7 separate regions of the Mus musculus genome follow, and regions 1, 2, 3, 4, 5 and 7 are each linked to region 6. A link is a loop called in an ENCODE intact Hi-C map of the cell type or tissue named here. Cell type or tissue: heart. All regions are shown on one strand.

Region 1 (4,000 bases), 320 kb after region 6:
ATTCGTAATAGCTATTAGTTTTGAGAGGAAGTAGCCCTCGACCTTTCCTACAACTAACCAGATGCAGCGTTGCATGTAAGGAAAAGAAGCCTTAGTGGCTGACACGGGGTCCGGTTACTGTACACAAAGTCGGGGGGGGGCACGTATATCTATAACAACGATGTGCGGTCCCTCTCTAAGGATGCTGGAGTTGACTACTGACCAGTCCAATTCCCCCAGTGCTCTAACTCAGACCCTACTGCAATACTTCCCCTACCTCTTCCCCAGCGCGCTCCACATTTAAGAAAACAACAACACCACCAAAATAACCAAAACAAACAAAACAAAAAAAATCCCAAGTTATTAGATTTAAATAGTACAATGGTCCTGGTAGCCGAATAATGAGAAAAAATTCCAAACTCAGCTTGCATCCACACCTTCAAGTTCTTAGAACCCAAGAGTTAGACGCCCGACTGGGAGCTGAAAGCGCTTCCAAATTTCCCCAGGGCAGCTACTGCCTCGATTTCTACAGAGGGTCATTGCAGCAGAATCTGGAAGTTTCCCTACCTGGTTGTTGGGCTCGGTTTGCCTGCCTCTGCTCCAGGCTACAAGACGCCTCTGGCTGCGAAAGACGCGGCTCATACAAAATTGACTTTTCCTTATTTGTTTCCATCCATAATTGATGGGGAGCTGAGAGCGTAACACGTCTCCCGGCCGAGCCCTTGCCGCCTGGAGGAGACCCGGTCTATGGCGCTTCTGTGGAGCATTTTTTCAGCCAGAGAACAAAGCACGCAAAGTTGCGGGGGAGAGTGGCTGGGAGACCCGCGAGTGGGTGCTCACGGTCCCCGCGTGGACAGTCAGTGGCTCCGCACTCCCAGGCTGTCCCTGCGTTCTCCCGGCCGAAGCTGGCCCGGCGGCCCGGGCTGCGCTGCGGGCGGGCTGGAGGCTCCAAGCCCCGCAGCGAGGAAGGCGGGCTCACCCTGACGGCTTGCGGAGCGGCGCCGAGCCGGCCCTGCCAAGAAGAAACTTTTCCTCGCAGCCCAGGGTGTCTTTTCTTCCCTTAGGGGTGCGCCTCAGAGGAGGGGTGCGCCTAGGAGGAGGGCCGAGCTGCCCCGCCCCGCCCCCAGGCCGCCCACCGGCCAGCTGGGACTGGTCAGCCAGACCTCCCCTGGCGCCTCGGGCACCGCTGGAGACCGTGTGGCTTGGGAGAGCAATGAACTCCCGGGAGCTACGACGCTACGCCCACGCAAACACACGCGTCCGCACACAGCTGCGCTGCGGGCTCCCGGCTCGGGGTCCCACCCCCATCACGCACCCAGAGCGTCAGCGGAGCTTGGGCGACTGTCTTACCTCTCATGGGGAAGCCTGCTTTTAAAAACAGACAAATGAAGCTTGTCACGGTCAGACAGAAGAGCCAATCAAGACAGTGTGCAGAAAGAGCAATCCCACGGTCTCGGGTCTCGTCTTGCGATCTATCCTGAAACTCACTCGCTCCAGCCCTGGCGGCGGCTGCGGCGGCGGCGGGACCCAGCGCGAGCAAAACAAACCGCTGCTCGGCAAATGGTGTAATTCGATCCATCTCCGAGTCGCTCCCCTAGATCTCCGCTCCCTGGCCACTCTGCAGCTCCCACAGCGGCCAGCGCCGCCCAGAGCCCCACGCGCGCCGCGGCCTCGACCCCGGTGGCCGCCGCGTCCCTGATCGCGCACGGCCGCGCGCCCAGGCTCTCCCACCTTATCCGAGCGGCTCCTCCCGCGCCTCCCGGAGCCGGGTCGCCCAGCTGGCGCCGCCTCTGTAGCCAGCAAAGCCGCCTCTCCCTTCCCTTCCTCTCCCTTCCTCCAGGCGCCCTCACTACTCTCCCACACTCCCCCAGACGTCCCGAGGACAAATTGCTGCAGCCCAGTGGTGCCATGGGCGCAGTTGTACCCCGAAGTTTTGACTTAGTTTTCTAGTGTAGGATTTATTTTTTGGCTCATTTTACAAGCCCCCTCCCCCATTTATCTTTATAACCACCAAGTAAAACAGCTGGGAAGACGCAATCAAACATAGCTGTAGCTTTAGAAAATACAGAAATTGCCTACTAAAAATCTTATTTCCACTTTGAATGAAAGCCATTCAGTACAGTGTAATTTTGCAGGCTAATGAGCCGGTTTTACAGGCAAGTGTTTCGTTTAATACGTTGTGGGAGAAATGAAAATGTCCTTGAAGCGACATCATTTAAGATGTACGGACTGTCATAAATGAAATAAAAGAATCATTTATTCCCAAACAAGAGGATCTTAATTCAAAGTTCATTTCCAAGAACGGGCTATGTTTATTAGTTTCCAATCTAATCATGTATCACTTAAGGGTTCTAAGTGGCTGGAATCAACCCTGATGCCCTCTCTTAAAGAGAGAGAAAGAAGAGAGCATTTCCGCCAAACTTTTGGTTTTCCTTTGAGTGTGGTTAATTACCATGGAAAGAGAGACCCGGCATGGAAGCATATTCTTGTCTATGATTTTTCCTGCTTTTCTCTCGCACATAGATATATGTTTACATTTAGGAAGAACACTGCCCTGGAGTTGAAAAGGAACTTCAAAAAAGACAACCCCTTTTAAAATGCAAGCTCCCCCCCCCCACCCTGTTCCTCCTGTTACAAGAAAGGGATGGGGGGACAGAAAGAGCAGCTTCCGAGGCTAGCTCAGTGTTGGTTTTGTTTTTTGTTTTTTTGTTTTGTTTGTTTTTTGTTTTGTTTTGTTTTGTTTTGTTTTGCTGTTAAGTTTTTTGTTCCTGGTTGGCTGGTGTTTTCTGGTTGTGTGGGGCTCTGACATCACTGCAAGTTACTTGGCAGTCAAGGTCCTCCCCTGGCCAACTTCTGACCCAGAAAGCTGGGGCTGTTTCCTGGCCAGCAGTTATTTCTTGTTTTCTGCTCTGCGGGCAGAGGGTGGTACTGGCCACCCTGTGAAGATGCCAAGTGAGGAAACAAGTCACCGGCCACCCCGACAGGTTTGCCAGTTGTCCCATGTCTGCAGGAGCAGCAAAGGTTCATTTCAGATTCCTGAATCCACCCCCCACAAACACCCCCAGTCAACATCTCACGTTGTAGCTCAGGCTAGCCTGGAGCTTATTTAGCCCAGGCTGGCTTCAAACTTGAGGCAGTCCTTCTGCTGAAGCAGAAGAGACTCTGGAGCATTGAGATTACTAAGAGTGAGTTACAACATTCAGTATAAATTGGGTTCCTGCACATGTGGGCAGCCTTAGAGGAAAAGATACCCAGAGATTACAGTTTTACCCAGACCGAGTCTTTAAATCCGGGAATAAAAGGAATGATGGTCTGGTGGGTTGCTGGAGAATATGCTGATGGGTCCTTTGAAACCATGAATTACATGTTTTCACTTTAAATATCAGCCTGGACCTCAGAGTCATCCTTCTGTTTGCTCTGTCGGAGGCCGAGAGGCCAGAGCATGACATGGGTAGAAAGGTCAAAGATTACTCTTGAGGATTTACCATGTCTGTGTTGTGTGTGAGAGGGGGAAGGGTGGGAGTTGGGGGGTGTTGAGAGGAAAATGACACTCTTCATTTAGTCTTTAGTAGAAAAGCATCCAAGGAAAGCACTCAGGCGGCTGTCACTGCAGTGGTTCTGATTCCCATCATTTCTGTCCACTTCATACCATTCAGCTCTTTAATCCTGTTAACTTCTGCCAATTCCCGTTCTCCCACCCACTCTGCACTCTAGGCACTAACATTGGCTCACACTCTGCCCCTCACTGGAGCACACTCTCCTGATGTTCCTGCTTTCTCTGGTATCCTATAAAGTGGTTCAGCTTCATTTCTGATTTCTTGATTGAACAACAAGTTGTCTAGGTGTCAGAGTACCCTCAGCCCACAAACCCTCTGTATGGGCCGGAATGACTGTCTTCTCTGTTATGAAATGTTATTTAATTTATCTTGCTTAGGATGTCTCCCAACTGGACACTTGTTAATGGGCCAGGGTTCTCCTCTTCCTTTCCTGGACAGGCCTGGTGCCCAGCACTGGGGGGCAC
Region 2 (4,000 bases), 260 kb before region 6:
TTTACGTTTGGTGTCTCAGACTGAACTGGACTGCTGCTGTTATCCTGACATTGAAGACTGGAATTGCACCCAGGGACTATTTCTAAACAGGCTCACATTCCTGTTTCCTATGAACGTTTCTTTTTTTCCTCTACCTCTAGTAGATGTGGACTAGAAGGTAGGTTGAAGCCTTTAAGAACCCTTCTTAAAGTATATTTTGAAAAATCTAAGCCTACAGGCAACAGTGGCTAAGACTACACCTCTATTAAAAAGGACTTTTAAAAGCAACCGACTTGCTTTTTAAAGTCTCCATGTTGCCAAGGGTGTGGAGTGGCTAGGGCGCTGTTATAAACTGCTGTTTGGAGGGGAAAATAACGGTGTTACTCTGGCAGACAATCTGGAAGAAAAGTCACATACACCATGTATAAGCAGTCTTAGTCCTAGGCATTTACTCAACAAAAATGAAAACAGAGATCCACTTAAATTATATATAGATATAGATCCCAAAGTGAATATAGTTATATGCCCATCAACTGTCAATCAACAAAAGAGATGTATTGTGGTATGTTCATATATGATATGCCATTCATCCATATCAAAGGACAAATTGCTTATACATGCTACAGTATGGACTGGCTGTTACCATCTCTGCCTGGCTGGCAGAATAATGTCGGTGACACAATGGTGGAGCTGGGCTTCTGAATGCTGACTTCTGAGCCCTGGGTATTTCTAACTGTGCTCTCCGTCCTCCTGGGTTCTGAAGTTAAGAGCTGAAGTTCAGGCCTCAGTGTCCACAGTATCCAGATTACTTCTTACTTCCAGGACACCTCATGGCCCTTCTCTTGAGTCTTCAAGAACTCTATCTCTGTTAAGGCCGTGTGTGCATCTTCAGTTCACTCCTGTTCTCCACGGAACCTCATCCCTGCCCTGCCATTAACCACCTCCACATGGCCTGATGCCGCTTTAGAACTTACTTTGTTCATTCAACAAATATTCACTAAACTCACGCAGAGTAGTTGGCTCTGTGAACACGAGCTATGAACCCAGAGAGAGTTTTGAACAGCTCCGAGCTTGCTCACGCCTTGCCCTATTCTCAGCAGCGTGTTTACACGGCTCTTGTGATGCATTATGCTGTGCTATAGTCAACTGCCTCTCTGAGTCTGAGAGCTCCTTGAGAGACAGGGTCTTATTTCATTAGGACAGTGGAAGAAGGTGACAGAAGGAAACACTTGTGAGGCCTGAGTTCAGCTCGATCACACCCTGACTCTTATTTTGGTAAATGACCAACACTCTGAACTCCAATTTCTTTGTCTCTAAAACAAGCCTCCCATCACCAAATGCGCAGCATCACCGTGAGGATTAAATGAGCAGACAGCGTGTGTAGAGCTCCACGGTGCTAATCATCATTGTCCTTAAGTAACATAGCATTGTGATGAACTGCCTTGCACACACTACATGTAAGCACACGGAAGCTACATGGTAAACATACAAATGGATGGATAGAGACAGCCACGGAAGTCCATTCTAGGTGGCCTTTTTTCTCTTACCTGGCTTCTTATAAGTCACATAGATATAGAGGAATAACTCAATGACATAAGTGATGACAGCTGCCCACCAGTTGATGACAAACATGACTGCACAGCACAAAATCGCTCCAAAAAGAGATACCCACATGTTGTAAATCCCATATGCAGGCCTCCATCCTGGAAGGAGAAATAATAAAGAAAAACTGCACACATCAATGCTACTGTACCACTCTGTACTATAAAAGTGCAGTTAACAAATCCTCCTCTGGCATAAAATTGTAGTTTTTAGGTCCATGTCCTAGCTCTTAACTGTTTTTTCTTTTATGATCTTGCATCCTTGATCTACAAAAGTAGTATTTGTACCAAAGATGATGCTGTAAACGTTGGGAAATAGAAAGCGCCTGAAAAGCAGATGGTCACAGACGCCTCTGTGCTTCTTGTGAGTCCTGATTGTCTTCCCAAATTACCAAACCTCAAGAATATAAAATCAACACCACCAGGAAGCTAAGGGAAGAGGGTACATTGGAAAAAGTGGTGTCCTGGCAACAGGTGGGCAGAAGAATGTCCTGTCTTCCCGAGAGCTGGTTAGCTTTTGCTCCATGCACAGAGAAATAGAGGTAGCCTGCCTTACTCTTATTCTAAGAAGACGATGTTTGCTCCATCAGAAGCAATGAGCAATAATCTCACAGAAGAGGAGACATTTTGCTATCTGTGGTCCTTAGGCACAACACATTGATATGTACAGCATTAGATTTTAAAGTGTCTGTCACAGTTCCTATACACACAGATTTCTATGTTTTATTAGTTTTCTGAAGTGAAAGAGCCTAGGAAACAGCTCAGTCAGGATGGGAAAACCTGATTTGTAGGACACATTTGGTCACTGGGTCAATGCAACTTTAAATCTGGAGTCACTGCAACTCAGCGGGAGTCTGTCTAGAGGAGCAGTTCCCTCAATGACCACAAGGTGGAAACAGCACTCCAGGAACGCCATTAGAGAAGCCCCAGGTGTTCTTAGTTCTGCTTCCTCTCAGAGACAGAGGATGGAGGTCAGGTGGGTGGGGAGGGGAAGGGTGGATTTTGAGAGTCATTTTGGGGTTTGTGTATCTACAGGTGTCTTCCTGCATACTTTTTAAAAAATATTCTTCCCCTTTTCTCTCTTTCCCATTACTCCTTTCTACTCTTCTGATAATTGTAGCTGGCTTGTTTGGTTTTGTTTGTTTGTTTGTTTGGTTGGTTTTGGGTTTTGGGTTTTATTTTTGTTTTTGTTTTTGTTTTTAATAGCAAAACATGGCACAGGATTGTGGATTTGTGTTTAAAGACAAACCACACTACACTAAACATCTTCAGTTATTTTCTGTAACCCAGTGGCCTTGTGTGGACACAGGCCCCTCAGTCTCTTTGCAAACATCATTGTCAACACGCTGAGGATGGGGGCAAATCGTAAAAGAATACTTATTTAGTAGCTTGGAGGAAAAGTCTTCACAGTGAAGAACTTTCTGAGAGTCATATGACCCTCAGGTGACTTTCTGGAGGGGTCAGAAGGACAGTGGGAGCAAATGAGAGATGAGGGGTGATGAGCTAGGAGACAGCTCTTGGGTGTGGAATTTTAAACGATTTAAGACCACAGAGCAGTTGTGTACCGATGCCCCCAGCGTGGGCACGGCAGTAGATCTGCATTGCCCGCATTCAGCAGGTAATTATGGGAACCGCTCATCCTTCTCTTCTGCACCATGGGCAGGAAACAAATTGATAGTGAGGAGGTCTCAAATATATACATTTATTCCACTCCTGTGGTCACTTTTACCCTGGAAATAAATAGTGGTGTTTTTCTACTGCTGAAATAAATGTGGTTTCTCTTGCAATGAATAATTTATTGCCACAGGAGAAAATTGACTTTACGGTTGGTCAAAAAGGCCATTGCTCATATGATTCCTTTTCTATTTCGGAAGTCATCCCCCAACTCACCAAAATAAAGTGGATTATGCTGCCTACAAAGATATAAGAAAACATAAAAACACAGATTGAACACTTTTCACGGACTTATTTCATTTATCGAGACTAACTGTTTGCTTAGGCTTATGTTTTCATTTAGGCTTACCTGGAGATTTGGCATACGAGGCATGGAAACAGGAGAAATTAATAAGCGCATATGAGGCCAGGAAGAAGTTGGAGATGATGGGGGCAATGACATTCAGCTCGGCTGCAAGAGAAGAACAGTATGAGTGACATGTGTGCAGCGGGAGGGCGGCCGAGCAGCTGCTAAGGCCTGGAAGCGCCACTTTTCTGGAAATTGAAAACATAGCTCGCAGCTGTCAAAGTTTAAGAAGTTAGTGTTTTGTTTTGATTTTTTGTTTTTTTTTTCTTTTGAGACGATATACATACTTACAGCCGAGGTTTCCACGGAGTGAGACTCAAGAAAAACCTGCCAGTTAGAAAATAGACAATCCAAACCTCTGTCTCTACAAGAGCTAAGCACACCAACAACTCCTCTATAG
Region 3 (4,000 bases), 190 kb after region 6:
GTTTAATCTATTGTGGCTACACAGTAAAGTAGATGGCTTCTAAACAGCAGACACTCATTTCTGATAGATGGATTATGGAGCCAGTTTCAAGGCAGATTCTGTGGTGGGGAATAGCTCAGTTCCTAGTTCGCAGGCTGCCATCTTCTTACCCAGTGGTCACATGGTAGGACAATGGGGCTCTGTGGACACCAATATTGTTCATGAGGGCTTATTCTTCATCACTTAACACGCTCTAAAGGCCTCTTGTTATTATTCCACTGAGCTGGCATGATTTCTGTGTGGGTTTAGGTTGAGCATAAATAGTTAGGTGAGGACCCATGCAGTTAGCGCAGCACAGAGTCCTGGTGTTTGTCATTCTGGGCTTTGGTCTGTGGACAGCATTATAAAAAGAAACACTTCAGTGCTTAGAAACCTGAAACTAGTAGTATGGTGTGTGTGTGTGTGTGTGTGTGTGTGTGTGTGTGTGTCTGTCTGTCTGTCTGTCTGTCTGTCTGTCTGCCTGTCTATGGAAAGTAAAAGAAATTATACTGGTTTGTTGTGGTCAAGTTGGAACAAACTACAGTCATTTTGGAAAAGGAAACTAATTGAGAAGATATCCTCATTAGATTTCCTATAAGAAGGTCTAGGGGATATTGCTTTTATTAGTGATGATGTGGGAGATCCAGGTCACTGTGGTGAGCTGTCACCCCTGGGTGGTATAAGCATACTCGGTGCAAGTCAGTATAGAGCATTACTCTTTGATCTCTACAGGAGTTCCTGCCCAGGTTCCTGCTTGAGTTCCAGCCCTCCTTGAACTTCAGCATCCTTTAGTGATGGGCTGTGATTCTGACAAATAAGGCGAATAAACCCTTTCCTCCCCACGTTGTTTTTGGTCATGGACTGTTCTATCACAATAGAAAGCAAACCAGACAAGTAACTCTGTAGGGCTTAAGCTGAGTTTGAGGTAACTTCAGATAGAATTTTTGGAATAGTGCTCTCTTGAACTTGGAAGATGACAGATCTCTGTGTGGAAAACATCCCTTCTGTGATTGGCTTCAGTTGAGGAGTTCTAGACCTATCTAGCCCTAAAACTCTCTGAGTAGATTACTAAACAAGACCCAAACAAACAAACAACCACTAAGTCCTTAAAAGAGACATGATCCTGTCATTCCCTCCTCCCTCTCCCCTCCATGCACAATTCAGCAAATACATTCTTTTTCCTAGGCCACTGGTTGTCAGCCTGTGGGTCTCCACCCCTTTTGGGGGTCAGAACAATCTTTTCACGTGACTATCAGGTATCCTGCATATCAGACTTTTACATTTTAATTCATAGCTGTAGCAAAATTACAGTTTTGATGTTGCAATGAAAATAATTTTATGGTTGGGGTCCCCACAACATAAGGAATTATAGGGTCACAGCATCAGGAAGGTTAAGAACAACTGGTCTAGACTTAAATGGTGCACCCATTCCAGGACCCTGCGCCATCTCTGTTTATGTAGACACTGACTGGAAGACCGAAAAGGGAGTCTAGGTGTCCAGGCTCAGTGTCCAAATTGCAAATGGGAAGTCTTATAATTCAAATGGAGGTTCCCTTATGTCACTCCCCAGAGCTCTTATCAAGCCCCATAATAGTGAAATGAAAAAAGTCACTGAGTCAGGAAATAATCCAGGGCAGTAAAGTGGATTTCATTAGGGACCTAAGGCATCAGATGCTAATAAAGTAATGAGCAGCAGGGAGATTAGTATTATTTTCTCTGTGGCCATTTGGAGAGAATGGTGTGTGACAGAGGACTGCATGTCAGGAACTCTGAGCATTTTTCTTACTCTCTGCAGCTTGTTTATATAAGAAGCTCTGTTTGCGCGATAGCCAGTGGAAATGATTATATTGCTGGGAAGTGGATATCATCACAAGAACTTTCTGAATAGGAGCATCTCACTTTAACTTGGCTTTAAAATTCTCAGCAACATTGTACCCTACAAGAACTGCCCTCTTCCAAAGAATAACAGAGAGCCTTTACTTTCTGAGACATGGCGTTGCTTGACTGTTTTCAATCCTGAGCATATTCTACCTTCCCTGGTGTCTCAGACATATGCCTTTTCCCATTTTAATCTCCACTTGTTTCAAGCTAATATTGAATATCCTCCAGAAAGAGGAAAGACCCTGGGGGCTGTTATTTTGACAAGCTATTCCGGATAGGAGCCCCTCTCTTTCCCTGACATTCATTTCTTGTTTCTTTTGGGTAATTAAACACAGAAAAGGTCACTTAGCATTCTGGCAATAACAGGACGTGGGGAGGGGAGCAACGGCAAACAATACGAGGAAGGCAGCACTATTTTTATTTTTCTTCCCGTTTCTCTGGTTATTTCTTGATTATTCGTATGCTATCTGCTTCCTCTAAGACTCTCAAGGCAGTGTAATTTGAAAGCACCCCGGAAACACCTGCCTGTTACTAAGTTTAATTTCTTGGCAAAGCACCATTGCCACACCAACATGAAAATTCGATTTGAGTGCTTCTAAGTTTCAGTGGAATGGAAACTTCGTCTCGCCTACAGCAGCTGTACTCGCTCGTATCTGTTCTCTATTCCAACATTCACTCTGGCTAGCCCCAGGGAGGCGTTTCCCATAATGCCTTGCTGGGATTCCCAGCTAAAACGGTGGTCTATCTGATGCTGCTCCTTTCCATTTCAGTGAGAAACATCTATTTCCTCCACGTGGTCTCCTCTTCCCTTAAGTGACTCGGGTTTGGTGTTAGGATACTGTCAGGTTTGTGGGAGAAAGAAAGACAAGAGCAGCCCCTTCAGCCTCAGCTCAGGGTTGGCACATCAGCCCTTCAACTCCATCCTTGTAGTTTCAAAGTTTAGGGAACTGGTTTATAACCCTTGTCACAATTCCCTGGGAGGGAAAGAGAGGAGAGAGTGAGGGAGCTGTGTGCTATCCGTCTGCTCCAAAGCTTTGGGTCACGTGGCTTGAAGAAGGTTTCAACTCTGGTTTATTTCTGTTGGTTTTGAAAGCTATTTCAAAAAGGGTTTATTGACAAATTTATTTTATCTCAATTTTTGACTCCCTCACAGTCAAGAGCTGCTTCTCACTTACTGTTTGGGCCTCCGGTTGCTCAAGCACACTTGCCATATTGTAAAATAGAAGCATCCTAACCCCAAGGCAGAGACATAAAAATAGTATTTTAGGTCAGGCCAGACCTCACGAGATGATCTCTCCAGTTACCTAGGTTGGCAGGACCCTCCACAGGAGTACATGCAACAAACCCCTAGGGCTTGTTGCAGTTCCTTACCCTTCAGCCTTCATATTCTAACTTCTTATCAGAGAACAGACATCTTCCCCTTTCTCCTTTGCTTTCCCTGCCTGCCTTCCCTCACTGAACGGCAACTTCACACTTCCCTGGTAACAAAGGTGACTCTGTCTGTCCTAGTCCTAGAATCCAGAGGCACACAAGGAGATGGCTTCCACCTTAGAGTGGTCTTCTGATCCAGGAGTTTCCAGAAGAATTCTGGCACAGTAGGGGGCATGGTGGCTGCTTGATGTGCTTTCTTGCTTTGCCTTCATCAACCCCCCTAAGGCCTTCAGACATGTTGAATCCCTCTGCCTATCATGCCTGCTCCATCTGTCTGGTGGAGCTATGTTTTGGGACAGCAAAGGCCATCCAGTGAAGGGCAGATTGCTCTGGGGAGGAGAGATATGAAGCCAGCTCTTCATAGAGTTGCTGGTATTGAGAGCTCTCCACTCTGCAGAGTGGAGTTCAGTTCATACTTCAGGTTTGTAATGAATCTCGCTCCCACCATGACCTTTCCTGGCGATATTTGAAGCTTTGGTTTGCAGAACTCTGTATGGAAGCCTTTTTATAATCAGGATACATCTCCGTGGTTCTCTTGATTTGGTTTAATTCTTCAGTCACAAAGCTGAGAAAAAAGAGGCTGTCTTTAGTTCCCTGGAAATTTTTTTTTTTTCAGAAAGTCACACATAGTCCAATTCCGGTCCTCTCTCTGTAGCTTTCATATAATATC
Region 4 (4,000 bases), 150 kb after region 6:
TTGCTACTATCTTTTTTTTTAAAAAACAATTTCGCAGTGTAAATCATTTGTCAATCAAGTACTCAATATACTGTGGTATGCTCCAACATGGATTGGCCAGATATGATAATTAGGTGAGCATTGGATCATTACATGAAAATTCAAACAGGACTTCTGCTGAGTGCATGGTTATCTGTGGCCATCCGGGTCTCTGTATGATATAATTATTACTCCCCCTAAAGCACGTAGGCACTAAGAAACTCCTGTTCCACTTCCTGTTATGACGTGGGTTTAGATATTTGAAGAAGAATTCCGAAGACTCATTCTTCAACTTCTAATGAGTGCTTTGCTAATTGAGAAGTTCCTACTTTATAAGTTCAGGATGGGTAGAAGCACTTTTTTCAGGATTCTTATTCAGACAATAACAGGCAGCCTTCAAGGAAGAAAAACAAAACAAAACAAAACATTCACCACTGGAAAAACAAGAGATTCAGAGCAAATATTTAACAGTCAAAAGGGGTTGTGATCTCTGGCTTCTGGAATATTTTTATGTCAAACAGATGGAAAAATACAACTAGAGGAGTATATTTTCCAGGATTTCCTCTTTGGCCTCTGAAATGCCAGTTTTCAGTGACACGGACTCATCTGGATGCAAAGCCATATGTTTAGTAGCCTCATCATTTTGCATCTAGATGTTCCCCACACTGGGAGTGGCCTCAGTGAACACAAAGGAAGACAGTCATTGCTTAAAGCAGGGTGACCATTGGGACCCCCTCTCCACCATTTGTGGTTTGCTTGAGACCAGTGCAATCTGCTGTCAGACACTGAACACAGCCTGCGCTAACTGTGCTTCGGAGCCCTGGGATCATGCAGGCTCTCATGCATTTGATGGCACTCATTTATCTTCCCAAACTGAGTTTGACTAATCATATCCTTCTCCCTTTCCTCCTTGTGACTTTCATTCCTGCTTCCTTTAAGACAGAGCAGAAACAGAATTATACTTTCAACCTTTCCATACAACTAACGTCAGAGAAATAACAGACTCACAGTTGCAGATTACCCAAAAAAAAAATAATCATCCAATTATATACTGAAACTGGGATGAATAATTATGTCACTAAAACCAATTGGCACAAAAAAAAAGCCAGACCCATGAAACCAGGACATTTGGCAGGATGTGAGACTTTGACTGGCAGCAGAATTGCATGGCCCTTTCTGTCTGTCACCTGCTAACACAACTGGACACAGAGACAGTGGTTAATAGAGCCAGAAATATGAATATGAAAGTTGGGGCCAGAGCTCCTTAGGGCCAACTTAATCAGTAGGGCTGAATGCATCTGTGTCTGGGAGAGGAAACACTCGCCCTCCCCATGCAAACCTTGACATGTATACACTAACTTAGCAGCTCCCTGGGCTTTCCTAACATAATTCTTTCCTCTCACAAACAACTTAGAATGGAAAGGAAACACTTTAGCCATTTGACTACATCAGTCTTTGAATACTGTTTTCCAGACATTCAGGAGGAAAGGCTCGATTCACAGCCCTGCATCTTTGCAATGCAGCAGTGAGTCCTCATACTATTGCACCGTACCCCTGATTCCTGAGCTGCCTGAGGCAGATCCTTCTGGATTGTTGAGAGAGACTGAGTTGATCCAGAGTGATGTGTTCTGTTGGCACCAGCTTTGAAAGTCCCAGTTCAAAGACTACACTTGCTATTCGAGTTATGAGTTTGTAAATGTGAACCTACTCAAGAGAACATGAGTTGGTGTGATGTCATCAAAGGACGACAAGTCCAGCTCCCATTGGCTGCTGGGAGCCTGGACAGGGTATATAATAGGCTATGTGCATCTTACAATCATATGTATGTCTGTATTTCTACTTGGAGGAAGTTTGGTGTTTGGAAGGTTAATTAACTATGGCTACTTAGAATAAGATTCCATTCATTATTGCTATGGTGAAGTAATTTTATTAGTGAAAAGGTACAGAGTAGCCATGTTACTTGACCTCTGACATTTCCATCCCCCAACTATGAATCTATTTGTACAACAGGACCAGGGCTTTGTACAGAGCTAAGGCATAAAAGTAGATTTTTTTGAAGACCCAATATCTACGGTAAATTTCTAATAACCCAAAACCAGTTTGGCTGTCGTGCCTGAAAACAACATGAGGTCTTTTTCCAAGTGGGTTTATTACTTTTCCCCTAAGGGACAGAGTGGCACTGGCAATGAATGCCTGTGTCTGTTAGTCCAAAGGAAAAGTGGAAGCAGGATGGCCCTGTTGTGCCATGCCCTTCCATGCCAGATGAAATGCTTCTGCACACTGGCCAGAGAGCCAGCTGTAGGGCAGGAGGACGGGATGAGCAGCCAGGGTCAGCCAAGCTGCCAACTGGACATGAGGAAACTCGCCTTGCCTTGCCATGTGGCAGTCTGATGACCAGGAAGTGTGGCTGGTGCAGAGCCCGAACAGGAAGGGCTTTGAAATTTTGATCTTCATGTTATGTAACAGATTCCTGGCAGCATTCATAAAGCATCAAAGTAAAGAATCAGATCTCTCTCTTCTGAAAGACAAGGGATCTCTATGAATGAATTATAGTTAAAAAAAAAAAACAAAACAAAACCCTGTGAACAACCAGCTTGAACGCCTCGAAGAGCTGCTTGTCAGCTTCCTTTCTGTCTCATTACCACTGGCCTCTGAGTGAAACCACTCTGTAAGTACCAACTCGCCTGCATCAGAGATTTAGAGAACAAAGGTGGCATAAGAGAGCCGACTAAGCCATCTTCTGATTCATATGCAGCTAGAGAGACGAGCTCAAGGGGGGGTACTGGTTAGTTCATAATGTTGTTCCACCTATAGGATTGCAGCTCCCTTTAGCTCCTTGGGTACTTTCTCTAGCTCCTCCATTGGGGGCCCTGCGATCCATCCAATAGCTGACTGTGAGCATCCACTTCTGTGTTTACTAGGCCCGGGCATAGTCTCACAAGAGACAGCTATATCTGGGTCCTTTCAGCAGAATCTTGCTAGTGTATGCAATGGTGTCAGCGTTTGGAAACTGATTATGGGATGGATCCCCATTGGTCGTGCAAACTTTATATGCCTCAGTACAGGGGAACGACAGGGCCAAGAAGTGGGAGTGGGTGGGTGGGGGAGTGGGTGGGGGAGCGTGTGGAGGACTTTTGGGATAGCACTGGAAATGTAAATGAAATAAATACCCAATAAAATAAATTAAAAAAAACAAAAAAAATGTCAAAAAAAAAGAGAGAGAGAGGCGGCTCATCCTTTTTCTGAGGTGTATCCCATACTGACTTGCCATAGAGGGGCTACGGTTAATCTTTTCTTCACTTCTGCGCTGAACTCTGATGGGATAGATGTGGTAGGTAGCTGCAGTTCTCTGCAGGGCAATGTTTAAGAGGCGGTATTAGAGCGAGCTGAACCTCAGCTGCATTGACTGTGCGTGGCCTGCGTACAGGAGGGTTGTCCCTGCAGGGATGCCCGGGGGTGAAGGTCGGTTAAGATACCCACCTCTTAAGCTTCTCAAGCCCTTTCAGTGCCTGGGGCAAAGAGGGATGGACGGGTGAGGGAAATAGTGTCTTCTGCCATTCTATACGTATTTTTAAAACAAGGCAGTAAATATTACTTTTGAGTAGTTTGAAGTTTGCTGAAGAATGAGAAGTTCCTAAAGGTTTGTCTCACATTTCTCCTCCACACCCTGCTCCCATCCTCCTCTTTACCCCTCGTATGAGTGTGGTGTATCTCTTAGAAGCTGACAGACTGATGGTCATTAACTGGCATTCTTAGTCTACAGGAGTTCTCACTCTTTGTGATGCACATTCAACTGGTTTTGACAAATGTTGTATATTTTGACATGTGCCCTGACAAGTGTTTGACACTCTACCATCACTCAGAAAAAAATGTCATTGTCCTAAAAGTACCCCTGGCTTGCGCCACCTGTCCATCCCTCTTCTTCAGTAGCCCCCAGCTAGGACTGGTCTTTCTTTTCTCCATCTCTCTAGCACGACCACTC
Region 5 (4,000 bases), 1.6 Mb after region 6:
GAACCTGTGAATGTTGTCTTATATGGAAAAAGTGGCTGTGTCAAATGTGACTGAAATAAGCTTTTGAAATAGGGACAGTATTCAGTATGTGAGTTTGCTTCATGCATGAGCACAGATATCCGTTCTTATACACAAAGTGAAGTTTGACATTGCATGTCTGAAGCAAGATCTTGAACCATTGACTTTAAGGTTAGAGGAGTGGAGACAGGAGACATGAAAAGCAATGGGGCTAGCAAGAGTGGATCAAAGCTGGAAAGATAAGGCTCAGATCCTCCCCACCCAACACTCCACAACCAAGTCCTGCTGACACCATCGCTGTAGGCCAGTGAACTGGAATTTGGACCTCCAGAACTATAGGAAAATAAAGTTGTGCTCTTCTAAGCTTCTGAATTGGTGCATTATCTTTAAACATTGACAAGAAACGAATACAAGCATATACTGTCTTGTGATCAATGTACTAATGGCCTCTAAAAGTACATGGCATTCAGCTAGCATATTAATTATGCTCCTCGTCATTGTGGAAAAAAAAAAACTTCATAAGGTGGGAAAGCTTACTTCAGCTTCAGTTTAAGGAGGCATAGTCATGGTGGTAGGGAATGCCTAGCAGCAGGTCAGGAGGCCAGATGGTCACACTGCTTTCAGGGTCTGGAAGCAAAGACCAAGCAGAAAATGGTGCTGAGCTGTAAGATCTCAAAACCCACCCTGACCCAGTGCTTCCCCTTTTCCAGCAAGACTTCACCAATTAAAGGTTCTACATCCTTCTGAAACAGCATCGTCAGCTAAGGACCAAATATACAAACATCAAACAGGTGAGTCTGTGAAGGACATTCTTTTTTATTTTTATTTTTTATGAGAAAGGGAGAAAGGGGATGTGGTGTTGGATGGGTGGGGAGACAGGGAGGATCTGGGAAGAGTAGTTACAGGAGGAGAAAAGCATTATCAGAACACAGTGTATGCAAATTTTTTTTAATTAAATAGAAAAGAAGAAGAAATAGAAGCAACCAAGCTACTTTTGGGAGATAGGAGTCAGCACACAGAAGTGACAACCTCCAACAAATCATGTATCCTTTTTGAATAACGCCAATTTTGATCCACATGTTCCTTCAAACTGAAATAGGACACAGCTTTCCCTACTACTGGGTCTCTGAAAAAAGATGTTTGTCAATGTTGTATGTAACTATGAGAAACAAAATAGGATATAGCAACAACAAAATACCCCAAATATACACATTAGTAACATACCTACTTAATGTTACTGAAGCATGTCTATCTCCCTGTTCCAAAGTGTCCTTATTAATCTTCGATAACATCAGTGGCATCAGATCCTATCCAGACTGGATTCTAGCAGAGGACTTTTCAAATTTTAATATGCATAATATGCATATGAATCACCTGGGGATCTTGTTAAAATGCAAATTCTGATTCTGTAGGTCTGAGGCAGGACCCAAGGATTCAACACTGTAATAAGCTCCCAAGTGAGGTGGAGGCTCAGGTCTGCACCTACACCAGCAAGATGTCAGGGAACAATCTGGAAATGTCAGTCTAAGGTAGCACCAAGCCCACACTACCAGCAACAAAGCAGTGTGCAATTCTCAAACTTTTGCCAGCTTACCTTGAAATAGTCTCTCTGGGTGTGGTGCTATCTCTGTAGTTTACATTTCTGGTTCTGAGTTTATCTAGTAAGGAGGTCCCGTGTGCCTCAAGCCACATACCACCCCTGTGTCTGCCTCGAGCTTCTAATGGCTATTCCCGATGGGGAAGGCACTAGCTTTATAGAGACTTTGTCAGTGATGTCAGCAGCCACCGGTGCAATCCTGGCTCTCATCTGTTCCTTTCCATACCCTGTTCACATGTGTTTTTTTAGGTTGCAAAGACTTGCTCAACTTTTAGATAAAGATTTTTTTTTCTCTTGATTTGGGTTTGAATCTAGGCAAAAGACTCTTCAGGTTATGGGTCTCATGAGTAGTTATAAGACCCAGCTTCATCTCACAAACTGGCTTGCTGTTTGAGGTTTTCGCCAATATCTCAGAGCATAAGTCCATTGCTCCTGTTTAAAACTGACCCCACCGTGTTCAGTCCTCCACTGATCTCAGTTTATCAATTGAGTAATGACTCCGATTTAAGATATTTATGGAGCAAAGATAACTACATCCTTTGCTCCCCATAAAGGTTCAAACATTTCCTCCTCCTGCATCTGCCAAGAATTCTCCATCCGGCCTAGCCAGATTTCCCTGCCCTGTAGAGAAAATCTTGCCAGCTCTCTGCTGCCCTCTCATGGTATCTGTTAGTACAGCGTTCATATCTGCCCTTGACTGATCCTAACGGACTCCAGGGATGCAACACCTTTGTGGAGCCTGCAGATCAAACTAGCACGGCCAACTAGACGTCTACCAACGTTTTTTACTATTTTCTTTCAAATACAGATGACGAACATCCATAACAGAATTTTGCTTCTAACCTTGAAATTCATAAAAGCACAAAGGAGGGGAACTCTGGGGCATGTTTTAAAGATGAAAGAAAAGCCCATTTGGCTAACCAGTGCCTGTAGCCTAGCCGGAAGGATTTCAAGAGATCTTGTTCCCTGGGCTCCACACTAGTTCAGAAGAATATAAATGTCTTAGGGTGGTCCTAATGGCTTATATTTCAGCAGCATTCCTGGTGATTCCAACGAATATGAAGAGTGCCTCTGTTGGGCTGTACATAAGGCATAGGCATGCTATGAAGTGAATATGTAATATGTGAAGCTCACATATTACAGAAGGCTGGTCATATTAGATTTGTTAAGAAAAAAAAAAAAGCTAACCAGTTTTCACGAACCATCCCCCAGAAAAACCCAGAACAAAAAGAGATCTTGCTTTGTGTCTAGTGTTTGCTGAGCAGTTCGTGGACTTCAAGCAACCCTATTCTACACTGTTCAGACTGCCTCTGTGCTTAGCATTAAATCTTCACACTGGTGCACAGAGGACAAAAAGCCCTGTCTGTGTGATGCCCTTCCACTCTGTCCACTCAGGGAAGGCGTCTCTCTTAATGTCATGCTCTGCAAGCTGTATACTCCTCTCCTCAGTCAGCTACTTCTGTGGAGCAGACATAGATGTTGGAAGTTTGGATGGGTGAGACAAACAGGCAAGAATGCACGTTACATAGCTGCATTCTTCAGCTGGCTTGTCCACCCAGCTTTGTGCTCCAATTGGCTTGTCCTGCTAATGTTGTATCTGCCATGTCCAAACTGCATGAAAACTCATGTCTGTCCTCAACTCTGATCTTATCTGTTCAGCAGTAGCACTCTCCTGCCCAAGCCCTGTCACCAACTCTTGGTTCCTTAGTTGTGTACAGTAGGTTGCATTCATCATAGCATCATTGTCTTTGCATCAAAACATTGGGTTAAATTCTCCACCTCACTAACCTAGATTGCCTCTCATCTTTCTTCTACTTCTGTGTAACCCAGAAAAGGCAGTGGATAATACATTGCATGCTTATTCACAGTGGGGGTTCAGTAATACTTGCCAAGGGTATTTCCTCTAAGTAGCAGCAGTCCAATACTTGGAAATAAAATTCAAGTCCTGCTCAAGCTCAGCTGATTCTGATTCTGCCCCATCAAGGATTCTTGCCCAGCATCCCTTACTCCTCTGACACCAGACTCCTCTATGCTTCTTGCTTCTTGTATCACACAGGATCCTTTCAGTTCTCTATGTGACTTTATGCCACCTTTTCTCCCCTCTCCTGTTTACTCTGCTCAGCTGGAAGAGCTCTAGCAACTTTGAATTTGCATTTTTAATTAGGCATTGCATCGGATTTCAACTCAGTTATCCTGAGTTCTTCTTGCATTTAAGCTACCAAAGACTCTATGCACAGCTGTATGCATATGAATAAGACAGTATTTTTTTAAAATCTCTTAAGCCTTAACATTTTATATGAAGCAATGTCATTTTTTCTTTTTCCCATGAAAAGGTTGCTTATTATTTTTTAAGATGAAAACAAAGGCCCTCCTCAGGCAAAACTT
Region 6 (4,000 bases):
AAAGGATCCCAAGCACACGATCCACTCTGTAGCTTGCTCCGTACTGTTAGACAATAAGGGGTCTTTCACTGACTGGCCCAGTTGAAATGCCACCACCATCGTCCGCCAAGCAGCTTCCAGACAGCTGTTCTGGGCTGTGCAGAAAGTATCTCTCCACTAGAGATCATGTAGAAAGCCATATTGCTGACAAGGGCTCAGTAAGACAACATGTAATTTGTAAAGCGTGAATTTCTACAAAACCCAGTGTATACTCAAACCACCTCCCCAAGAATCCTAAAACAGTGGAACAATCCTATTAAATGAGGATGCAAACTTTGACACTGTTCATTTTTGGTCTACTGCAAATGGCCCTTTTTATAAACAAGCAGACCTCTTAAAATGCCATCTGTATAAAGACAGATAGAATAAACTTTATTCAGTTGGGTTTCCGAATGGCTGCGAGCATTAATGTGCTTATCCTGAAGTGGTTCTGCAAAGGGCTCACTGTGTGTCAGCACTGGGCTAGGAGCTTGGGAAGCCTCACATAAAGGAATGGTTCCTTGGCCTCAGAGTCCTGCACACCACTTTTAGATGATCACACCTCCTATGTGAAAGCAGGAAACTAGGGGTAACTTCAGACCTCTGACCAACTCTTTGGCCTCTTGGAAAACAACTCTAATCCTCAATGTCACTCATTGTTGTGACAGCATTTAACATCACAGTTCTCAGCATGGCTTCTCATATTGAAGTTTCTTTTCTAGCACCAACTACATTGAAAATCTGACTTCTTTTCTTGTTTCTTTTAAAAAGAGTATTTAAAATTTTGGTTCAATGGGGTTTATATATACATACACTTTAGAGTTCCGAAGCAAATGCTCCAAAGATGAAAGAAATTTGAAGAGTGATTAATCTACCAATCCACATGTAGTGGTCTAGCCGAGTGCCTGGGAGACCCTCACCACCTCAGCTCTTTAGTTTGTCTCCGTCTCTCTGAACCCTTGCCCCTGTGTATGCGTATAAAGCTGGTAACTACTTGTAAAATTATTATGATGCTTCCATAGAATCCGTTCTGCCTTCAGTCTGTTGTGGTAGAAGGATAAGGAAAATAGAGATTGCTTGAATGTTTTTCAAAAACTCAGATTCATAATCGGAGAATTCTCTAAAACCAATCATCAATAATTCATTAAAAATCAGTTTCTGCCTGACTGTACCTGTAACTCATCAGACTCACAGGCTGAACATTTGAGTCAAGAGAGCAGAAACTCAGAGTCAGCCTCTCTCTCTCTCTCTCTCTCTCTCTCTCTCTCTCTCTCTCTCCCTTTCTCTCTCTGTGTGTGTGTGTGTGTATAGATGAGCTCTTAATATCAGGAGCTGTTAGAGAATTTTGAGGGATTTAGGCAGGAAGAGAAATGTGGATTAGTGACATTGGCAAAATTCTGTGGAAGAGGAGGAAAACCTGGCTTTAAAGGAAGACATTTTACAGTTGGGGCATCACCAAGAAACCCAACTTAGCTTGGACAGAAGTTGGTAGAGTGGTGGCCTTACTTGACAGGCTTGGGTGAAGGCTTCGTTTTCAGACATTTACTTGACCATACAGATGGTGATTAGTGGAGAATAGAGGGACCCCTGGGTTTCTTGAAGCTCAACCATCCCCTTCCCTTCCTCCCCCACCCCCAAACTCCACCTTCCCAGGAGACAGTTGGACTACAGATGACATCATCTTAGAGGCAAGGAATTGCATATTAAATATTTATAAGTCATATGACTGAGCACTCCTCACACCTGAAGGCCTGCCTTCTGCAGTTTCTGACTCTAAGGCCTGGGATAGAACCAGATGCAATTAATATTAACAATTCCTGGTCTCACCACCAATGCTGGCACAGCATTCACAGTTTGGAAAACACCGATCTAATCTTATCTAATAGCCTTAGCTTACAATGAAAGGAACTGAGGCTCAAAGTATGCTTAGGGTTTAAAGAGAACGTCAGCAGACAATTACTTATCACTTTCCCAGTGTCACCTGTGCAAGGTCCAGGCTAGTTCTCAGTCCCCACGGAACAACGCCAACATTGGCTACCTTTAACTTAGAACCAGCTTCTCCACTAGTAGCTACAGTTCTTGACTACTGTGGAACGGAGTTGCTCAAAGGTACAGGAGTAAGTGAGCCAACTTTGAGACTTTTACTGTTTATGAAAATGTTACTTTAATAAAACAAATCTCCCATAAATTAAACATTTACTATCTCCCTAAGCTTAGAGCCTGCAGGTGGCAGTGTCTTCCTTCTCTATGCACAGTCAGCCCAGGCTTATTTCCCCTGAATGCATAGCAGACTTCCAGATCATACCACCCACCACAGCCTGGGATGGGTGGGACTGGGCAATGGCATCTAGAATTCTGAGAACTGTATCATTCCAGAGTAATGCATGAGGATTTGGAGCTTTTGAAAATGTTTTTATTTTTCTAGTTACATTTTTATCCCTTGCACAAGGCCCTCATACTGTGAGTAGCTGGAAACTAGACACAGAGGAACATACCACGCTGGCTTTAGGAGTTCAGTCTTGAGTGAATGTTCTTCACAGCGGAGGCTTCAGGCTTCCAAAGCATCCTTTGATGCAGAAAAGTTGGGGGTGAGAAGAAACATCCAGGGAAAAATATTCTAGGAACGGCATCACAGAAATGCCAAAGGGAGAGACAAACAAGTCTGCGATTGTCGCCGAAGAACCCCCAGAGATTACGCACGAATTCACTATTTCTGTATGACCCAGGTCTTGCAGATGGCCTGTGGTCACAAGGTCTCCATTTTGTCAGCAGTCAGTGACACACAGAGAGAAATTTCCCTCTGCTTTCAACCCTGTGATGCAATCATCGCTGCAGTATGATACACTCAGGACTCCCTTCTTCCTCCCAAGAGCCCACACTGGTACCTATTACTTATGGCTTCTCTGTCTTCACCCTCTGAAGCCAAGCGAAGGTCAGTGAATTGCATTTTGATTAGTCTTCCTGACTCCATCCCTCTCTTACAAACTTAAACTGTTGTCTCCAAGTTTTCAACAGAAAGAGACGGAACTCCCTGGCGATGCTCCAGCTCCAGGATGGAGAACTCCTTTCATACATGGTTTCTCAGTCTCCTCATCATATCCTTCTTTCTGCATTTGCTGGAACCCTAAACAAACCTTAACCAAAATAACGGTAGACATTTGCCTTTGTACATTTTGTTCCTTTTGAAAACAATATTACTTGTTTTCCAAGATTAAATGTCCACGGCGGAATAGTTTCCTCATTCTCCTACATGGTCGAGCTATCATTCCGTAGAGCCTACATCGCTCTGCAGTGTGATGTGCCTTCTCACACTAGAGGGAAGTGCCTGCAGCACACTGTAGGTGGAAGTGACTTCAACACACTGTAGTGTGATGTGTGTGTTTACCAGTTGCTTCTGACTCTTAGCCTGGTTTTACTTCCTTCCATTGCCCACTGATAAAACGACTAGCTTTTTTCTTAACATTTTCACTTATATTACAATTAGAGAATTAATAGAGACTTAGTTCTTTGACAAATTTTATCTTAAGAATATTTTAATGAATTAAATTTGTTCCCTGACACTTCATACCTGTATACAATGTGTTCTAATTACCCTCGCCTCCCACTCCTGTCAACCTGCCGGCCTCCCTTTTCCAGGTGTCCTTTTGTTTTATTTTGTGACCCACTGAGTCTTTAATCACAGACTTGGAACTCTCCACTGGAGCCTGGTGGGCTCACCAGTGGGTACCCAACTAAAGGCAATGTCTCTCCCTCCACCTGCTTCTGTTTGTAGCCAGTATTCAACAGGGAGGAGCAGGGTCCCACAGGGCCCTCCCTACCATGACTGACTGCTGACAGGGCAAGTCTTGTACAGGAAATTGCAGAAAATAAAGAGAAAGGGGACTGTTTTATTCTTCTTCATACCCTAAGGCCCAGCAGAGAGGTAGGCAGTGGATGATAAATAAGTGTGCCTGTGCTTCTAATCAATTAATCCTCCTTGAGA
Region 7 (4,000 bases), 66 kb after region 6:
TTCTCTGGGGTAAAGGCAGGGAACTTCTCTGGGAGTGAATATGTATGGTGTCTCTTTGCTCATGTCTTTCTTATTTGTGTATCTTGACACCATATGGCTTTGTGTTAGCAATAGATGTTGGGGATCATACACTGCAGTAAAGCTTGGGTCGTTTCCCCCCACTCTTTACTGGCTAGAGTTAAATCTTTTTGGTTGGTGGGAATTATTGAGTTCAAAGCTCAAGATAGCTAGCTGGGGACTCTCTGTCTTCTTATGGTTCTGTAGGAGGAGACTCAGTAAGGTTCTCTCAAATAGCACTTTAGGAAATCCTAGAGAACTGAGATAGGGGAGGCTCTCAGGAGTTGATGCAGAGATTCCTAACAGGGGTGACATGGAACCTGAAGAGGCCACCTCCTCTAGCCAGGCAGGACTCCCAATGGAGGGATAAGGATACCACCCACCCACAAAACTTTTGACCCAAAACTTTTCTTGTCTAAATAAAATAAATGCAGGGACAAAATGGAACAGATACTGAAGGAATGGCTAACCAACAACCATCCCAACTTGAGATCCATTCCATGGGCACGCACTAATCCTTGACAATAATGATTAATGACAGATCCTCTGTTAGGCTTGTAGACAGGAGTATAGCATGACTGTCCTCTGAGAGGCTCTATTCAGCAGCTGATTGAGACAGACACAGATACTCACAGCCACACATTGGACAGAGGTCAGGGACTCTTATGGAAGAGTTGAAGGAAGGATTGAAAGGTAGCAGAACCCCGTAAGATGACCACCAGAGTTAACTAACCTGGACCTCTGGAAGTTCTCAGAGATTGAGCCACCAACCAAAGAACACACATGTGCTGGAATGAGATCTTGGCATGTATGCAACAGACATGCAGCTCAGTCTCCATGTGGTCCCCCAACAACTGGAGCAGAGGCACCCTCTAAAGCTGTAGTGTGACTATAGAATCCATTCCCTAACTGGGCTGCCTTGTCTGGCCACAGTGGGAGAGAATGTGCCTAGTCCGGCAGAGATGATGCACTTGGGGTGTGGTGGGGGGAGAAGGAGCCCAGGAGAGGGGAAGTGCTTGGGCTGTAAACAAACAAGCAAACAAACAAACAAACAAAAATAAAACCAGGAGCTACCGACTTCCCAGCTGCTCACCATAGCAGCTCCTTCTCCTGAGCTTATCCCATCCTTTCTCAGTCCCTGATCATCTACCATCACCCTCACATCCCTTCCAATAACTTACTACCTTACAGTTTTTGGTTGCTGTCTCTTCCTTCTCTGCCCTGTTTCTCTGTCATAGATGACACCAGCATGTATTTTCTCGTAGATCAAGACCTTTTAATATCAACGGTTTGCCTCTACTAAAGCAAAACCACCGATGTTTTTAATAGATACAGAACTAGAAAAGGTCACAGTCTTTTTTTTTTTTTTTTATACTTACCTTGAACTAGTTTAACCTTTTCTGGCGTGGCCTGCTTTGGGTCTGGGTGCTTAGAAAGTTGGGGACAGTAATATTAAAGTCTGTTTTCCATTATACACAGAGAATTTGATTGATGATTAAGGTCAGAATTGCAGGTTTCCATATAATATTTCCATTCCCGAGGAAGTGGGAGAAAGCCACTTAGACATACGTTCGTTTTCCTGTATTGGTTTATTCACCCCACCTCCAGCTTTGCATTTTCTGTTCACTGTGCTGCCCCATCCTGGCCTTTTTTGGCAGACATGAAGGGTGAAAGGACATTTTTTCACCTGTTTCCTATGTGGCAGAATGGACACCAGAAGGAAGAATTTATTTAAAACCCCTCATTCTTTCAGCATAACAAGGGATGGAGCATCTGTAACATGTAAAGGGTGAGACTGTCCATAGGACTGGGATTCCTACTGAGAGTGTAGTTGGAAAAATGGTGGAGGCAGTTTTGCCCATAAGAGGCAAAAGAGAACAGGCAAGAAAAGCATCCAAAGACTCCTTAGTAGGCTTTTCATAGACATCAACAAGATTGCTGATTTCTCTGCCAACATGGTCTACAATATGTACACCACCAAGAATACAATTGTCTGGCTCAAGATTTCAAGGAGCCTTTCATCAGCCAGTGTAAGTTCAGGAGTTTGGTATCACATTTCTTCTATTCTATTATAACCTCATGGGCAATATTGAGATACAAGGTTAGTGAGGGAAGTTTCTCTGCGTTCTGGTTAACATGAGTTTTATTTTAAAAGGTGAGGCATAATTTTGTAGCTGGATGGACTGTGTACCAGAAACTTTTCATCGGGATCCTGTAGACGGCTTATTGGCAGTGCCTTACCAGCAAGACATGCCCATGTACTAGCTGTAATGTCCAGTGGAGGCAAACATCATGGGCCAGTCCTGCATTAAATCCAGGTTCTATTTGTTGACGCCACTATTAGACATCAACCTTTAAGTATGACAACCAGTCATCTAGCAGTCTCCTTTAATTAGTCAGGACACAGGAAGTCATATTTCAGCTGTGAGAAATACTATTCTAGAAACAGTGTTATTGAGAGGTACAAGGGAATGCTTAGGACTCAGTGGCCTTCAGGGAAAATTTTTTGGGGGGGTCGGGGGGCACTGTATACAGTCTGACCTGTTGTTTCACTATGTATGTGTAACTCTGTTTCTGCAGTGTCTTTGTCTCTCTGCCTCTCTGTCTGTCTTTCTGTCTGTCTTTCTGTCTTTCTTTCTGTCTGTCTGTCTGTCTGTCTGTCTGTCTGTCTAACTCTCTCTCCGTGTGTGTGTGTGTATGTGTGTGTGTGTGTGTGTGTGTGTATGTGTGTGTGTGTGTGTGTGTGTATGTGTGTGTGTGTATGTGTGTGTGTGTATGTGTGTGTGTGTGTGTGTGTGTGTGTGTGTGTGTGTGTGTATGTGTGTGTGTGTGTACACATGCCTGTGGTGGAAAGGCTATCAGTTGACACTGAGTGTTTTCTCTAGTCTCTTTCTACCTTATTTTCTGAGATACGATCTCACTGAACCCTGAAGCTTACTAATTTGGTTAGTCTGTCCAGCCAGTGAGCCATGCAGATCTGCCTTTCTGTGCCTCCTCAGACCTGGGCTTATAGCTGCACACCCTCACCCTGGCTTTACAGCAGTGCTGGGCATGCAAACCCAGATCCGTATTCTTGCAGAGCAGGTACTACACCTGCTGAGCCATCTCCCCAGGCTCACCTGTCTTTTCATAAACTGTTTATAAGAAAGATCCTTTTTCAAGACGGTAAAGGTGGTATTATAAAGATAAGGGGAAAAATTGCAAAGCAAACATGGTTCAATAGTGTCTGTCCCAGGGAAATCCAAGAGGTGAAGAGCTGGTACAGATTTAAAGCACACATATTAATTAAAAAAGTAACACATGCTGATTGCTGAAAGTGATGACGTCTCACACACACACACACACACACATGAGACAGACAGAATCACTTACATCTGCATTATGCCCCCCCCCAAATAGAAATACCACTTTTATTTTAGATTTTGCTAGGTTTTCCTTCTAAAAATTATTTTCCTAAGGATACATTCTTTTGCCTAGATGAAATAGCATTTCTTGATGGCATGTGCAACTTATTAATCCATTTAAAAGCACATATTACTAAACATTCCTATATCTTTGTTCGGCCATATAAAATTCTTCAATCAGATAATGACTTCATTTATTCCAGGATGGCAGTCTCTTGAACATCTAATTTATTTCCTGTGTTGGAAGATAAACTCCTTAGTGCACAAATCTTTATCCAAAATTCAAATTATTTTCCTTAGGCTAGATTCCTGAAAGTATATAAACTGAGCCGAAGAATTGTGACACTTTTCAGATTCTTGATGTATTTTGACAAATTACTTTTGCAAAAGACGGTACCAATTTGCACTCCCACCCGCAGAGGATTGAGTAAGACCATTTTCAAAGTCTTTGCTAATTGGATAAGTTAGAAATAGCATTCAATTTTGGCTTTACTTTGTATTATTTTCTTTCCACTAAACTTAAAAGACTTCTCATCTTA

What was found. Peaks named below come from ENCODE experiments on the same cell type or tissue, not always from the same donor. Only the 100,000 strongest peaks of a DNase experiment are listed, where the experiment ranks them.
Region 1: it touches region 6 in a loop (5-fold over the local background); 19 of 42 quality-filtered maps call a loop at or near these places.
Region 2: it touches region 6 in a loop (2.5-fold over the local background); 7 of 42 quality-filtered maps call a loop at or near these places.
Region 3: it touches region 6 in a loop (2.8-fold over the local background); 2 of 42 quality-filtered maps call a loop at or near these places.
Region 4: it touches region 6 in a loop (2.6-fold over the local background); 3 of 42 quality-filtered maps call a loop at or near these places.
Region 5: a loop joins it to region 6, with 6 times the contacts of the local background. A loop is called at or near these places in 10 of 42 quality-filtered maps.
Region 7: a loop joins it to region 6, with 2.4 times the contacts of the local background. A loop is called at or near these places in 5 of 42 quality-filtered maps.

The regions. Positions count from the first base shown.
Region 1 is chr2:124,607,607-124,611,606 of GRCm38, reverse strand. It overlaps a transcript of Sema6d not described here. Among named protein-coding and RNA genes, the nearest start is that of Sema6d, 44 kb to the left of the region's middle. In heart, CTCF peaks have their summits at 841, 1,602 and 1,804; DNase peaks (open chromatin) are centred at 1,166, 1,576 and 2,866; H3K4me3 peaks cover 2,726 bases; H3K27ac peaks cover 3,411 bases.
Region 2 is chr2:125,187,872-125,191,871 of GRCm38, reverse strand. Slc12a1 (solute carrier family 12, member 1) reads right to left here. Exons shown (of 27, transcript NM_001079690.2): 14 at 3,604-3,705; 15 at 1,527-1,682. Among named protein-coding and RNA genes, the nearest start is that of Gm46760, 12 kb to the left of the region's middle. In heart, a CTCF peak has its summit at 2,449 (motif pointing right); no DNase peak of the experiment used is centred here.
Region 3 is chr2:124,739,510-124,743,509 of GRCm38, reverse strand. The region is part of intron 2 of Gm39920 (a long non-coding RNA gene); the gene reads left to right. Among named protein-coding and RNA genes, the nearest start is that of Gm34484, 21 kb to the right of the region's middle. In heart, no CTCF peak of the experiment used is centred here; a DNase peak (open chromatin) is centred at 2,499; H3K27ac peaks cover 1,997 bases.
Region 4 is chr2:124,774,309-124,778,308 of GRCm38, reverse strand. All of the region lies in intron 2 of Gm39920 (a long non-coding RNA gene), which reads left to right. Among named protein-coding and RNA genes, the nearest start is that of Gm39920, 18 kb to the left of the region's middle. In heart, no CTCF peak of the experiment used is centred here; a DNase peak (open chromatin) is centred at 2,358.
Region 5 is chr2:123,310,681-123,314,680 of GRCm38, reverse strand. No RefSeq gene overlaps it. Among named protein-coding and RNA genes, the nearest start is that of Gm34430, 380 kb to the right of the region's middle. In heart, a CTCF peak has its summit at 2,270 (motif pointing left); no DNase peak of the experiment used is centred here.
Region 6 is chr2:124,926,915-124,930,914 of GRCm38, reverse strand. No RefSeq gene overlaps it. Among named protein-coding and RNA genes, the nearest start is that of Gm39920, 130 kb to the right of the region's middle. In heart, a CTCF peak has its summit at 2,233 (motif pointing right); a DNase peak (open chromatin) is centred at 2,284; H3K27ac peaks cover 310 bases.
Region 7 is chr2:124,860,724-124,864,723 of GRCm38, reverse strand. No RefSeq gene overlaps it. Among named protein-coding and RNA genes, the nearest start is that of Gm39920, 69 kb to the right of the region's middle. In heart, no CTCF peak of the experiment used is centred here; no DNase peak of the experiment used is centred here.